Linked DNA regions of Homo sapiens: region 2 is linked to region 1. A link is a contact called in ENCODE Hi-C or POLR2A ChIA-PET data. All regions are on one chromosome and are shown on one strand. Each heading gives the region's core, a stretch centred on a gene start or an enhancer-like site at or near the end of the contact. The rest is flanking DNA. Distances are from core to core; before and after follow the strand shown.

Region 1 (7,256 bases), core at 4,628-7,127:
ATTCAGACTTTGGAGCGGGCACAGCCATGGATCTCTGGAACACAGAAAACTTGCCGTGATGCCACACTGGCAGAACTTCATGAAAACCTGCCCCTGGGATTTTCCAGAAACCTTTAAGGTGTCAGGGACAGTTGTTTATGGGGTGCATCTCACCTACAAAGCTATCTGATGTGGCTCCAGGAGAGGCTGCCCTCTGCTGGTTGCTGCTGGGAACTACACACTGCAGGAGCCAGACACTGAAGAAGCTGCAAATGTTACGAAACCTGGCCAGGGGTGGGAACCGGTGCTCTAGAGGCAGCTGCTGGCTACTAGGTGCTGCTGACTGCCAGGCACTGCAGGAGCCGGGAAACTAGAAACACTGTCAGCATACTACAGAAGCTCAGTGTTGGAGAGAGCTATGCTCTGCAGGAGCTGGTCCCTGGGGAAGCCTCATGTGATGCAGGAGCCTGTGGCACACACACAGGAATCAGGAAGTAAAAGCTTTCCTCCTGTAATGCCTGTCCAATTCTGACAAAGCTTCTGTGCCATCTGGGAAAGAAAAATATTGAAAGGTTCCAGATCTGTTTTCACAGAGCAGGCAAAAAGTATGAATTGGGAGCAACTAGCACAGCAAGTCATCTCCATCCTCTCTAACCTCATTGGCCACTGCCTTAGGTCAGGTTCACTCACTTGCTTGCTCTTTTTATTCCTTGTCTGGACTGTTGAAAGAGTCTAGGAACTGGGCCCCTGGCCTGGCTGCCACTGGCCCAAAGGATGACATGTGAATGTGAAAAAGGAGGCCCTTCCTTCGGGTGTACAGAGCACAATGCCCGGCTCTCAGCTCTTACTGACCCTTGCTAGGTACACCGGGCACAGCTCAGAACAGAAGCCTGGCTCCTCACCTGCTCCCGGTCTCCAATCTTCCCTGCTCATATCACTCCTCAAACCCATGCACCACACTGCCACCACTTTTCTCAAACTTAAAATTGAAAGTATAATTCACCTTTTCAGCACCCCTCAATACTTCTCTACTGCCCATTAAATAAAATCTGAACTCCTTAGCTAGGCATACATGGTCATCTGTGATCTGCTCCTTGCCTGTTATCCAGTATGTTGAATGACTAAATGAGAGAAGGCAAAACAAAACAACAACAAAAAAAACAAAAACCCCACTAAAGACAGAATGCACTAGTGAATCCCAGGGCAGAAGTTGAAAATTAAACAAGAAATGCTGGAGGAGAGAGTCTATGACTCTGGAAGGAGACAACAACAAACAAATTTGAGTGCAGCCTCTGGCTTGGCTCTAAGCTACAGGAGTAAGCCTGTTAGACAGCATTCCCTGTTGGGTGCATTATTTTCTCTGTATATATCTCCCCTACCAGGACTAGACATTTTTGTTGTTGTTGTTTTTGTTTTTTGAGATGGAGTCTCACTCTGTCATCCAGGCCGGAGTGCAGTGGTGCAATCTCGGCTCACTGAAACCTCCACTGCCCAGGTTCAAGCGATTTTCCTACCTCAGCCTCCTGAGTAGCTGGGATTACAGGTGCCTGCCACCACGCCCAGCTAATTTTTGTATTTTTAGTAGAGACGGGGTTTCACCATGTTGGCCAGGCTGGTCTCGAATTCCTGACCTCAGATGATCCACCTGCCTCAGCCTCCCAAAGTGCTGGGATTATAGATGTGAGCCACCTCACTCAGCCTAGGGCTCAAGGTTTTTACAGTCATTTCTGACTATCCCTTTCCCCATATTCCTATCACATTGGCCAGTCAAGCCCACCCTTTCATAGTCTCCCTACTCCCTGCTTAGTCCTCATTCTTGCTGCCTTGGGAATCTAATCCTCACTGCCTCATATTTACAGTACTGGATCCATATCCCACATGGCCACTCATTCAACAGCATGGCCCTGCGCTAGATGCTGGAGACACAGACATGAATGACACAAGACCTGCAGCCTGACCTTCCTATCTTTGCCAGGACAATCTTGCCTACTTTTAGCAAGTTAGTCTCCTGCTCAGGGACCTCTAAAGGCACCCTGATGCCTACCCAATCAATTCTAAATTCATACGTTGCTTTCTTTTAATCACTCAACAAGTACTACTAAAGGCTTACTGTGTGCCAAGCACTACGTATAAGGCAGTGGTCAAAAGAGGCACTGGCCCTGCCCTTAAGGAACTTATTATCTAGTGTGGAAGACAGACATAAAAACTATATTCACAGAAATAATAATGCAAATAGGGCTGAGCGCAGTGGCTAATGCCTGTAATCCCAGAACTTTGGGAGGCCAAGGCGGGCAGATCCCAAGGTCAGGAGATCGAGACCATCCTGGCTAACACAGTGAAACCCCGTCTCTACTAAAAATACAAAAATTAGCCGGGCGTGGTGGCGGGCGCCTGTAGCCCCAGCTACTCCAGAGGCTGAGGCAGGAGAATTGCTTGAACCCAGGAGGCGGAGTTTGCAGTGAGCCAAGATCGCGCCACTGCACTCCAGCCTGGGCGCCAGAGCGAGACTCTGTCTCAAAAAAAAAAAAAAAAACCCACAAAGAAATAATAATGAAAATAAAATAATTATATAATTATTATTCTTTAATTATAGTTGTGAGTAATATGAATGTCAAGGGGTGCCATAAGAATGTATAAACAAGAGATCTAATCTAAGCCAAAAAGTAAGATAAGGCCAGAGATCTGAGTAGGAGTCCAGGTTTAGGTGTGTGTTGGGAGTACAGGTGTTCTCAGAAAAAGGGGACAGCTCATTCAGAAGTTATTTAGTCACTTGACACTTGAGTCATCACCAAATCTCTGGATCTCAGGTACCTCAAATATTGATTCTGTTCTGGATGACTATTTTACCAAACAAGAGCCAAATTGCAAGCTCTTATAACTCAATAATAAAAAGATAAATAACCCAATTAAAAATGGGCAAAGTATCAGAATATTCGTTTCTCCAAAGATCTACAAATCACCAATAAACGCATGAAAGCATTATCATTATCGCTAGGGAAATGCAAACCAAAACCACATCGAGATACCACTTTAAACCCACTAGAGTGGTTATAATTTTTTTTGAGACAGATTTTTGCTCTTGTTGCCCAGGCTGGAGTACAATGGCACGATCTTGGCTCACCGCAACCTCCGCCTACCAGGTTCAAGCAATTCTCCTGCCTCAGCCTCCCGAGTAACTGGGATTACAGGCATGTACCACCACGCCCGGCTAACTTTGTATTTTTAGTAGAGACGGGGTTTCGCCATGTTGAGGCTGGTCTCAAACTCCTGACCTCAGGTGATCCGCCCACCTCAGCCTCCCAAAGTGCTGGGATTACAGGCATAAGCCACCACGCCTGGTCAATTTTTTTTAATACAATATAACAAGTATTGGTGAGGATGTGGAGAAATTGGAAGCCACATACACTGCTGGTGGCAGTGTGAAATGTAAAATGAATGCAGCCACTGTGGAAAACTGTTTGGCAGTTTCCCCCCAAATTAACCGTAGGGTTACTATACAATCCAGCAATTCCATTCCTAGGTGTATACCTAAGAGAGATAAAAACATGTGCTCGTACAAAAATTTGTACATGAATGTTCACAGCAGGATTATTCATAAGTTAAAAAATGGAAACTATCCAAATGTCTATTAAATGATGAATGGATAAATAAAATGTCATATATCCATACAACTGAATATAACTTGACAATGAAAAAGAATGAAATAGTAGTACATGCTACAACATGGATGAACCGTGAAAACGTACGCCAAGGAAGCCAGTTACAAAAGATACATACCATATGATTCCATTCATATAAAATGTCCTGAATAGGTTAATCTATTGAGAAAGAAAGATTTGTGATTGCCTAGGACTGGGAGGGTTGTGAGGAGTGGAGAGGAGGAGGGATGCAAAATGACTATTAATGAGTGTTTCTTTTCTTAATGTGATGAGACTACTCTAAAATTGTGGTGATGGTTGCACAATTCTGTGAATAAAAGCCATTTGAACTGTACACTTTAAATAAGGGAACTGCATAGTAGGTGAGTCGTATCTCAATAAAGCTGTTAAAAAAAATCAGGAGTTGGGGATATGGGGCTGAGGCAGGAGGAACACTTGAGACTGGGAGGTGCAATGAGCCACCGCACTCCAGCCTGCACGACAGAGCCAGAGAGACCCTGTCTCAAAAAAAAAAAAAAAAAATCAAATGACCCTTTACCAGTATCAAAGTGCCTCATCAGCCAGGTACCACCTTTTCAATGGATGGGGAGACTGAAGTGTAGAGGAATTAAGTATCCGACTTGGGGGTTGGGGGAAGTGGCTCACGCCTGTAATCCCAACACTTTGGGAGGCCGAGGTGGGAGGATCGCTTGAGCCCAGGAGACCAGCCTGGCCAATATGCCAAAACTCCGTCTCTATAAAAAATACAAAAAATTAGCCTGGCGTGTTGGCAGGCGCCTGTAATTCCAGCTGCTACGGAGGCTGAGGCGGAGAATCACTTGAACCCGGGAGGCAGACGTTGCAGTGAGCCGAGATCGCGCCGTTGCACTCCAGTCTGAGCGACAAAGCAAGACTCCGTCTCAAAAAAAAGAAGAAAGAAAGTATCCGACTTGGTCTTGGGCTCTTCTCACTATAATCCAACTATATTCTCTTACGAAATGGCAGAATTAATCTTCCCTCCTTGTGACACCCCTGTAGTTATACATGCCTCTGGCACTTACAATCATTTTTTCTAATTGTGTTTAACGGTTCTAGCACATTACTTTGTAACTTTAGAATAGAGATTGTGTCTGATTCCTGTGTATTAAGGTCCGACCTTTTTTATTTTTATTTATTTATTTTTTAGACAGAGTCTCGCTCTGTCGCCCAGGCTGGAGTGCAGCGGTCCGATCTCGGCTCACTGCAACCTCCGCCTCCCGGGTTCAAGCGATTCTCCTGCCTCAGCCTCCCGAGTGGCTGGGATTACAGGCATGCATCACCACTCCCGGCTAATTTTTTTGTATTTTTAGTAAAGACTGGGTTTCACCATGTTGGCCAGGCTGGTCTCGAACTCCTGACCATGTGATCCGCCTGCCTCGGCCTCTCAAAGTGCTGGGATTACAGGCGTGAGCCACCGCACCCAGCCGATCTGACCTTTTTTTTTTTTTTTTTTTTTTTTTGAGACGGAATCTCGCTCTATTGCCCAGGCTGGAGTGCAGTGGCGCGATCTCGGCTCACTGCAAGCTCCGCCTCCTGGGTTCACGCCATTCTCCTGCCTCAGCCTCCCAAGTAGCTGGGACTACAGGCGCCCGCCACCGCGCCTGGCTAATTTTTTTGTATTTTTAGTAGAGACGGAGTTTCACTGGGTTAGCCAGAATGGTTTCGATCTCCTGACCTCGTGATCCACCCGTCTCGGCCTCCCAAAGTGCTAGGATTACAGCGTGAGCCAGCGCGCCCAGCCCGATCTGACCTTTTTTAAATGAAGACGTATTCAGGAAGGAAATATCTACAAGTAAGACAAAATTAAGTAAGAACCCAATGTACGAACATTCACTTCTCTAACAAAGGAAAGACACAAAACAAGAAACTAATAAGGCGGAGAAAGGAATTGAGATTGGGGGAAACAGCATCTCCTTCCTCCCTGCACACTCGGCAGGTTCCCTGGAAAGTTCTAGAAGGGATTCAGAAGTGGCTGGTGACATCACTGTGGCTCCGTGGCGCCCACTACAGCAGCCAAACGACACGCTAGCTTTCCCGCCTCATAGAGGCTCGTGAATGGGGGTGGGGCCCTGCGAGGGGCGGGGTCACGTCACTTCCTGTGCGGGACGCGCTGCAGCTGGAGAGGAAAGGCAGAGCGAGGAGGGGCGAGGCCAAGAAAGCGCGCGTTTCTGGGAGGGGAGGAGCCTGGCTAAGGAGCGCCGCGTCACATCCGGTAGAGTTAGAGCCCGTGCGGAGGCGGTGCGGAGCATTTCGGCTCTGAGCGGCTGGGCGACCGGCGCGTCGTGCGGGGCTGCGGCGGAGCCTCCTTAAGGAAGGTGCAAGAGGTTGGCAGCTTCGATTGAAGCACATCGACCGGCGACAGCAGCCAGGAGTCATGAGCGACAGCGGCGAGCAGAACTACGGCGAGCGGGTACGTAGAGCTGCGGTAGGGGGTGGCTGTGTGGTCCTAGCTCCTTGCATCTTTTTCTAGGCCCGTCGGCCTCGGGCCAGGAGGCAGGGGCGTTTTAGGCTCCGAAGTCTGAAGCCGGGAGGGCAGGCAAGGGAGACAGCATTTAACCAAAAAAAGCCTTTGTGGATAGTGCCTTAGTGCCTTTGGTCGTGAAGGAGGGAGGCCCCCGGCGGGTTTATGTGGCTTCTGCCCGAGACGGCCGTTTTTCCCGTTATAAGAGGGGGAAGATGAAAATGGCCGCTGCGTCCCCGCGGTGTTGGGGGAGGGGAGCGATATCTTATTTCGGCGTTGCTCTCCTGCGAAGGTCCGCCGCAGCCATCTTGGGCTGGCGGGCTGGGCGAGCTGCCAGAGGCACAAAATGGCGGAGAAGCCGCGCGGCAACGCGGACCCGACCCGCAGCGGGCCGCGCTTCGTAAGGCCGCGTGGTGGGGTGCAAGGGGACAGACGACGTTCTTTTGGGTCTTTGGGCCGGTGTTTAGGTTAACGAAGGACCGTCTTTGCCTCCACGGAAAGGACGGAGTCTGGGATGTCTTTGGGGCCTCTTAAGATGGAAACTAATCCAAGGCCGACTAAGTTCTGGGCCCGTTAGGTGGAGGGGATTGCGTGAGGGCTTTGTGTTTGGCCTAAATGAAGCGCTTTTCTCTGATGCCGAAAGGGCTTCCCAGGCAAAAATCTGTATCAGTATTCTATTAGGACAGACCACAAAGTCGTTAAGATGATTTTGTGGACATCGCATTTCCACGGGATTGTGAAGGAGAAATTGGCGGGCAACCATTTACGGCGCCGTTATTTCCTTTGTTTTGAGGCGTTCTAATACTTAGAACCACAGCGTGTGTTGGCTACAGTTTTCTTTCCCTTAAGTTTCCACCTCTTAAAGGTGTTCAGTGAGGGTTGATTGAATTGCGGGAACAAGACAGTTCTAGGGTTTAAACAGCATACGTAGCTGGTCTGTGGGGCTCTGGGTATTGGATTCGGAAAGCATTGAATGATGCGAACATACGAGGCTTGCTAGAATTAAGAGGAATCTGTTAGAAGGGTGATAGAAAAGCACCATAGAAATTGATTTTTGAGGCTGTGGGAATAATTTGTGCTTTTTTAAAAAAAAAAAACAATTTGTTACCTAAGTTTCCCCTTGTTGGTAAAGCTACCTT
Region 2 (6,565 bases), core at 213-2,712, 1.1 Mb before region 1:
ATTTCTTTGCATTTCCTAAAGAATATGTTTTTTACCTTATCATGTAGACAACTTTGATCTGTGCTGCTGAGCATAAAGAAACATTTGATAGCTTCCATAAACCTGACAGTTTGACACTAAGTGTGGGAGGGAAATCACTAAACTAATAAGTATATGAAATATCATCCCTTCTTTGTGGAATTATGAGCTCATTCATCTCCAAAACAAAATTACATTAAAAGCTTCAGACACACGAAAATGTTGATTTGCCTCCCATTTGTTTCAAGATGGCCTTAAACCTAGAATGTGGACTTAAAAATACACCATAACAGAAAATATGGTCAGATCTAACAGCTAATTACAACACCAATATAAGGCAACAAAGCTCTCTCTTTGGTAGAGTAGAAAATAAAGCTAAAAACATTGTTTGTTTGTTTTGTTTTTGGGTTTTTTTTTTTTTTTTGAGACAAAGTCTCACTCTGTTGTCCAGGCTGGAGTGCAGTGGCGTGATCTCGGCTCACTGCAACCTCCGCCTCCCGGGTTCAAGCAATTCTCCTGCCTCAGCCTCCTGAGTAGCTGGGATTACAGGCGCGCGCCACCACACCCGGCTAATTTTTGTATTTTTAGTAGAGACGGGGTTTCACCATGTTGACCAGGCTGGTCTCAAACTCCTGACCTCGTGATCTGCCCGCCTGGGCCTCCCAAAGTGCTGAGATTACAGGAGTGAGCCACTGAGCCCGGCCGTTTGTTTGTTTTTCATTACATATATGGTGGGCCCTTTATGTGCAGGACACTGTGTGAAATGCATTTTCTCACTTAAACCCCTAACATGATGCTGAAGTAGATGCCATAATCCCATTTTACAGATGAAGCTGAAGTCCAGAAAGGTCAGCCATTTGACCAAAGTGGGCCTCCAGAAAGCAATGGAAGTGAGATCCAAACCCAGGTTTACAACAGTTATTGAGCACTACTTATGTGCCAGGCACTGATCTCAGCACTTTTCAAGTATTAACAGATTTAATCCCCACTGCAATATTACAGGGAGACATTGCTGTCACCTGATTTTAGATGAAGAAATGAGGCAGAGAAAGGTAAAATAATTTGTCCAAAGTCACACATCCCTCTGATTCAATGCCTGAGACAGATCTATGTGCAGTGGAGGGTATGGAAAGTGACATGCAGGTCATCCCTTTCCTCGGGCTGTGGACATTTCAGAATGTCCAGGGTTCGGGTAGGAACACTGAGTTCTACCTCGCTTCTGTGCCACTGTGGGAAGTTGAGGCCAAACTTAGTGAAGCCACATGGCCAGCTTGAAACCTGTGGGTCTTCGGGTTTGGCTCTCACCATTCATCTGCAAAGAAAAGCTGTGTAACCCACCTTCTCCCGAGGAAGGCACCTTTCTGCCAACAATGGCCTCACCTGACACTCTGGTCAGTTACACAAGCACTGTTCTAAAAAGCATCTGGGGAAGTACGCACAAATGCATGGCCCATTTCTACTCCAGTTAAATTTAGCAAAACTTTGAGTAAATTTTCACACCCAATGCTGGTGATTAATAGCAAAACAGTTGTGCTCATGTATCACTCATGGCTGGGAAAACAGAAGTGAAACCTTACGAAAATACCTCAGAACAACCAACAATAGTTGAAAAACAGAAAAGAAACATAAATGTGTGGGTGCCTACTGTAGCATCAAATGTAATGCTGAGAAAATTTGGAACAACCTAAATATCTAGCCATAGGAACAAGCAAAATTGTGATCCAGAAGTCCATCGATTGCCTATGAAGCCATTAACAAAAGACATGCACTATAAAGATGAAAAACAATGTTTATAGAAACAAAATAAACTTTTTTTTGAGCCAGAGTCTCGATCTTGTCACCCAGGCTGGAGTGCAATGGCAAAATCTTGGCTCACTGCCACCTCGGCCTCCCGGGTTCAAGCGATTCTCCTGCCTCAGCCTCCCGAGTAGCTGGGATTACGGGCACCTCCACCAAGCCTAGCTAATTTTTTTTTTTTTTTTTTGTATTTTTAGTAGAGATGGGGTTTCACCATGTTGGCCAGGCTGGTCTCGAACTCCTAACCTCAGGTGATCCACCCACCTCAGCCTCCCAAAGTGCTGAGATTACAGACGTGAGCCACCACATCCGGCCCAAAATAAACTTTTGGTCAACACTAAAATTGTAATTCTATTAAAAGCTTGCTTTGCAAACAGACTATGATTACAAGTGACCATTGTTACAAGTGAACAGTAATGTGTCAGGAGGCAGGATACATTTTAAAAATGTATCTTGGCTGGGCACCATGACTCATGCTTATGAATCCCATCACTTTGAGAGGCCAAGGCAGGAAGAATGCTGGAGGCCAGAGGTTCAAGATCCGTCTGGCCAACATACTCTACAAAAATGTTCTTAAAATAGCTCAGTGTGATAGTGCACGCCTATAGTCCCAGCTACTCAGGAGGCTGAGACAGGAGGATCCCAAGCCCACAAGTTCAAGGCTGCAGTGAACTACAATAGCCACTCCAGCCTGGGCAACAGAGGAGGACTCTGTCTCTAAAAAAAATATAAATAAATAAAAGTGTATCTTTACTGCTGTCATAATGTTTGTGAGTAAAACAAGAAAAACAAGTTTAGCACCAAGTTTGTTGCCCCCAGAGCACGCACATGGCCCTCCTACTCCACTTACCCTCCATTAGAATATAGTAGTCTTGGCTGGACACGGTGGCTCATGACTGTAATCCCAGTGCTTTAGGAGGCCAAGACGGGAGGATCATGAGGTCAGGAGATCGAGACCATCCTGGCTAACACGGTGAAACCCCATCTCTACTAAAAATACAAAATTAGCCAGGCGCAGTGGTGCACTCCTGTAGTCCCAGCTACTCGGGAGGCTGAGGCAGGAGAATGGCCTGAACCAGGGAGGCGGAGCTTGCAGTGAGCCGAGATCGTGCCACTGCACTCCAGTCTGGGCTACGGAGTGAGACTCCGTCTCAAAAAAAAAAAAAAAAGAGATTATAGTAGTCTTCCTTCAAGGCGACAAATCCGGGCCTACTTCTTCCCCGGATGTCTTGCCTTAGCATAGGGGACAGAAACACATTTATTCAGCACCCATAATGGCCTGGCCCTGACATAGCTGAGCTGTTCCTATGCATTATCACCTTGAATGACACACACCTTCTACGAGGCGAGTGGTGTTAATGGTCCCACGGCCCTAGACAGAGGCTTACCGCCTAGTGAAAGGATTCCCTTAACTTTCGCATATGCATTTAAAAAGGAGGATTCCCTTTACTTCCCCAGGGCCAGCTGCCTCCACAAGAGCAAGTTTAACAATGGTTTGGAAATAAGATACCCCTGCATTGCCCCCGGGCCCCCTTCCTGGTCGGCTGGCAGTTGGCCACAGTGGGAAGAGGAGGGAGAGGCCAGGATCCAGTTCTGTTGCTTTCCAGCTTCGTGCCCCCCAGGCAAGTTACCTAACCTCTCTGGGCTTCATTTCCTCAACCATTAGATAGTTCTGTAATAAACTTTTCACGTGATTATTGAACTATATGAAATAATATACGTAAAATGCTTAGAACTGGGCTCCACAATGCAACAGCCACTAGCCAGATGTGGCTAGGCCAGATGAGACGTGCTGTAAGTGTAAAAATACACACTGAAGATTTCTTATGGAAAAAGGAATGTAGAAAGTATGATTCGTAATTTTATATTGATTACATGAGAAAGTAAGAGTATTTTGAATATATTGAGTTAAATAAAATACAGTTGATCCTTAAACAGCACAGTTCCATTTATATGCAGATTTTTTCAATAAAAGTTACACTAAGTGTGCCTGTCTCTCCTGCCTCCCCCTCGCCCTCCTTCTACCTCTGCCATTCCTGAAACAAACCCAATCCCTCCTCTTCCTCCTCCTCAGCCTGCTCAATGTGAAGATGATGAGGATGAAGACCTTTATGAGGATCCACTTCCACTTACTAAATAATAAATACATTTTCTCTTTCTTATGATTTTCCTAACATTCTTTTCCCTAGCTTACTTTATTACAAGAATACAGTATATAAAACACATAACATATAAAATATGTGTTCATCAGTTTTTTATGTTATCAGTAAGGCTTCTGGTTAACAGGATATTCGTATTAAGTTTAGGGACCGTCAAAAGTTATACGTGGATTTTCTTTCTTTTTCTTATTTTTCAGAGTCTACTTTCAGAAAATATACATGGACTTTCAACTGCACAGGGAGCTAGTGCCCTTAACCCCTGTGTAGTTCTATGTTGTTTAAATTAATTTCATCTGTTTCTTTTTACTTCCCGTATTTTTTAAACAATTAAATTTTATAAAAATAACAATAGAGACAGGGTGTTGCCCAGGCTGGTCTCTAACTCCTGGGCTCAAGTGATCCTCCTGCCTCAGCTTCCCAAAGTGCTGGAATTATAGGCACGAGCCACCATGCCCGGCCTCTTTTTGCTTTTTTAATGTGTCTATTACAAATCTGAAAACTACGTATGCAGCCCACACTTGTGGCTTGCTTTCTATTTCCATTAGATAGCACTGGCTGAGAACACAGTTCTGCACAATGTTAGTTCTTTATTTCTCCGTCCCCACTCACCAGTCAGCATTGTCTCAATATGGTCAGCACTGTCTAAAATCTTTTTTTTTTTTTCTTTTTGAGACAGAGTCTCACTCTGTCCTAGGCTGGAGCGCAATGATTCCGTTGCGGCTCACTGCAGCCTCGATCTCGCAGGCTCAAGTGATCCTCTCGCCTCAGCCTCCTGAGTAGCCGTGACTACTGGTGTGTGCTACCACACCTGGCTATTTTTTTTTATTTTTTGTAAAGACAGGGTCTTACTATGTTGCCCAGGCTGGGCTCAAACTCCTGGACTCAAGCAATCCTCCCACCTCAGCCTCTCAAAATGTTGGGAGGCATGAGCCACCGTGGCCAGCATAAAACCCTTAATCTTTAGGCTGGGTGAGTTCCTTCTCCTTTCCAGGCCTCAGTTTACCATCCTGAGACAGATGATGAAGAGCAGAATAGGAACTAGGCTTAGAAGACTGGGCTCCAGCCCTGATTCCACCATTACTAACTAGATGACCTTTAGCATGTCATTTCATCCCTCTGAGTGACAGTTTTGTCACTTACAAAACAGGGGGTGACACCCTGGTCATTGCATGAGATAACACGTATGACAGTGCTTGATAAATGCAAAGGACTATAGAGGTCAGGAGGAAGTAGCGTAACGTGCCCAGTGAGGAGGTTGGGCAGTCCTGCCTGCCTCCTCTGATAGTCCATGCCTCCCATATTATATTATTACTTAACTATTTTCCATGTCTCATGTCTCTAAAAACAAATCTCCCCAAGAATACATTTCTTCCTTCCCACCTGCCCGCCTCCAACACAGCCAAAGCACAGTGTACAGACAGAACCCCTCAAACCACCACACAGACCAAGTGTGCTGTGTGAGGTGGTCATGAACAAGCTCAAAGTGGAGATGGCCTTGGAAACAAACTGGCAATACAAGGTGGAAAGTGCAGGATACCAGTGTAGCAGGGACCCAAGCAGAGAGGGGCAAGAAGCGGGGGACACGTATGTAGTGGCCAACAGGAAGGACTCTAGAGTGCAGACATTTGCAAAACAGGAGAGCAGAAAGGTGTGCATGAGCCTGGAATTCTATAGCACGTCATGCAAAGAAAACATCAGGGTATGATGTACAGTGGGCCACCTATGAGATGAGCCCTGTCACCAGAGATACCTGGTTGGTAGGTCCTTCCACAGATGGAACGTCGTTGCCTTCTTGCCTTTGCTACTTCAGGTTCTCCAGCTCACCCATGATCCACTCAAGCAGGTGTGCCGTAAGTTCTTGGAGCTTAAGTACCACCTGCAGCAAATGCGTAACCCTCCGCTATTTGCACAGAGGCTTGTGAGAGAAGAAGCTCCTGTCTCACAGTATGCTGTTCCTATTTTTAGCCAGGAAACAACTCCTAACCACCTACACTCTATCTACCCCCTTCCAAGGCCACAAAGCATGAAAAGCACAAAGCTATGCCATCATGTAGGTAACAGAGCAGGCTTTTCTACATCATAACATGTTTCTTCCTAATTCCAAAATAAGATCCGGATTATTTCTAGTTAAGCTAAGCTGCAAACTCTTACTGTATCAAAAACACAATTGTCTATCTGAGTGGCCCAGGAAAAGCAAATACACAGAGTTTCTTGGGTGAAGATCTGAAGTCAAGGCTTCTACAGCTGACTAGTCCTTCAAATATTACTGCTATTCAATATACTGGTCCTTCAAATAGACTCTGTATTCAAATATTTAAAGAGAATAAAAGAATCTCAAATATCATATTTTTATTTAAAAAGACAAATGATCAGGAAGCAGGTGTTTGTGAGAGGAATGGTACATGCGATGGGAGTAAACACGCACCGATAATATGGCCACTGCACCTGTGGGCCTGTGTCTACCTATACAGAGACAGGGCAGCCACACACCTCACCCAAAGATTATATTTCAAATCAGTGTCCCCGCCCGTGGGAAGTTATTGATTAAAAGCATTTATTAAACAATCTTTTTTTTTTCTCAAGACAGAGTC

The links. Hi-C counts contacts between places; a loop is a spot of excess contacts on that map. ChIA-PET counts read pairs that join two places held with the same protein, here RNA polymerase II (POLR2A). Pooled maps may share reads with other maps.
Region 2: a loop to region 1 is called in a pooled map, with 7 times the contacts of the local background. The contact joins the enhancer-like site here to the promoter of TRA2B in region 1. A Hi-C loop is called at or near these places in 1 of 168 maps with a recorded cell type or tissue (B cell), 2 of 37 single-sample maps with no recorded cell type and 2 of 50 pooled maps. POLR2A ChIA-PET finds 5 or more read pairs at or near these places in 1 of 52 experiments (activated CD4-positive, alpha-beta T cell).

What each region holds. Positions count from the first base shown.
Region 1 is chr3:185,936,635-185,943,890 of GRCh38, reverse strand. It overlaps TRA2B (transformer 2 beta homolog), which reads left to right and starts at 5,877. Exons shown (of 9, transcript NM_004593.3): 1 at 5,877-6,066. The coding sequence starts at 6,031. RefSeq lists enhancers at 5,946-6,405, 5,816-6,543, 6,446-6,655.
Region 2 is chr3:186,995,833-187,002,397 of GRCh38, reverse strand. All of the region lies in intron 2 of ST6GAL1 (ST6 beta-galactoside alpha-2,6-sialyltransferase 1), which reads right to left. Among named protein-coding and RNA genes, the nearest start is that of ST6GAL1, 69 kb to the right of the region's middle. RefSeq lists enhancers at 1,169-1,288, 1,429-1,478, 1,489-1,708, 2,247-3,137, 3,138-4,028 and 2 more and silencers at 5,072-5,151, 5,783-6,077. Within about 2 kb of position 1,462, at least 10 of the 41 ENCODE cell types and tissues checked have a DNase peak (open chromatin) inside an H3K27ac peak, as active enhancers do; they include B cell, where a contact is called at or near this core.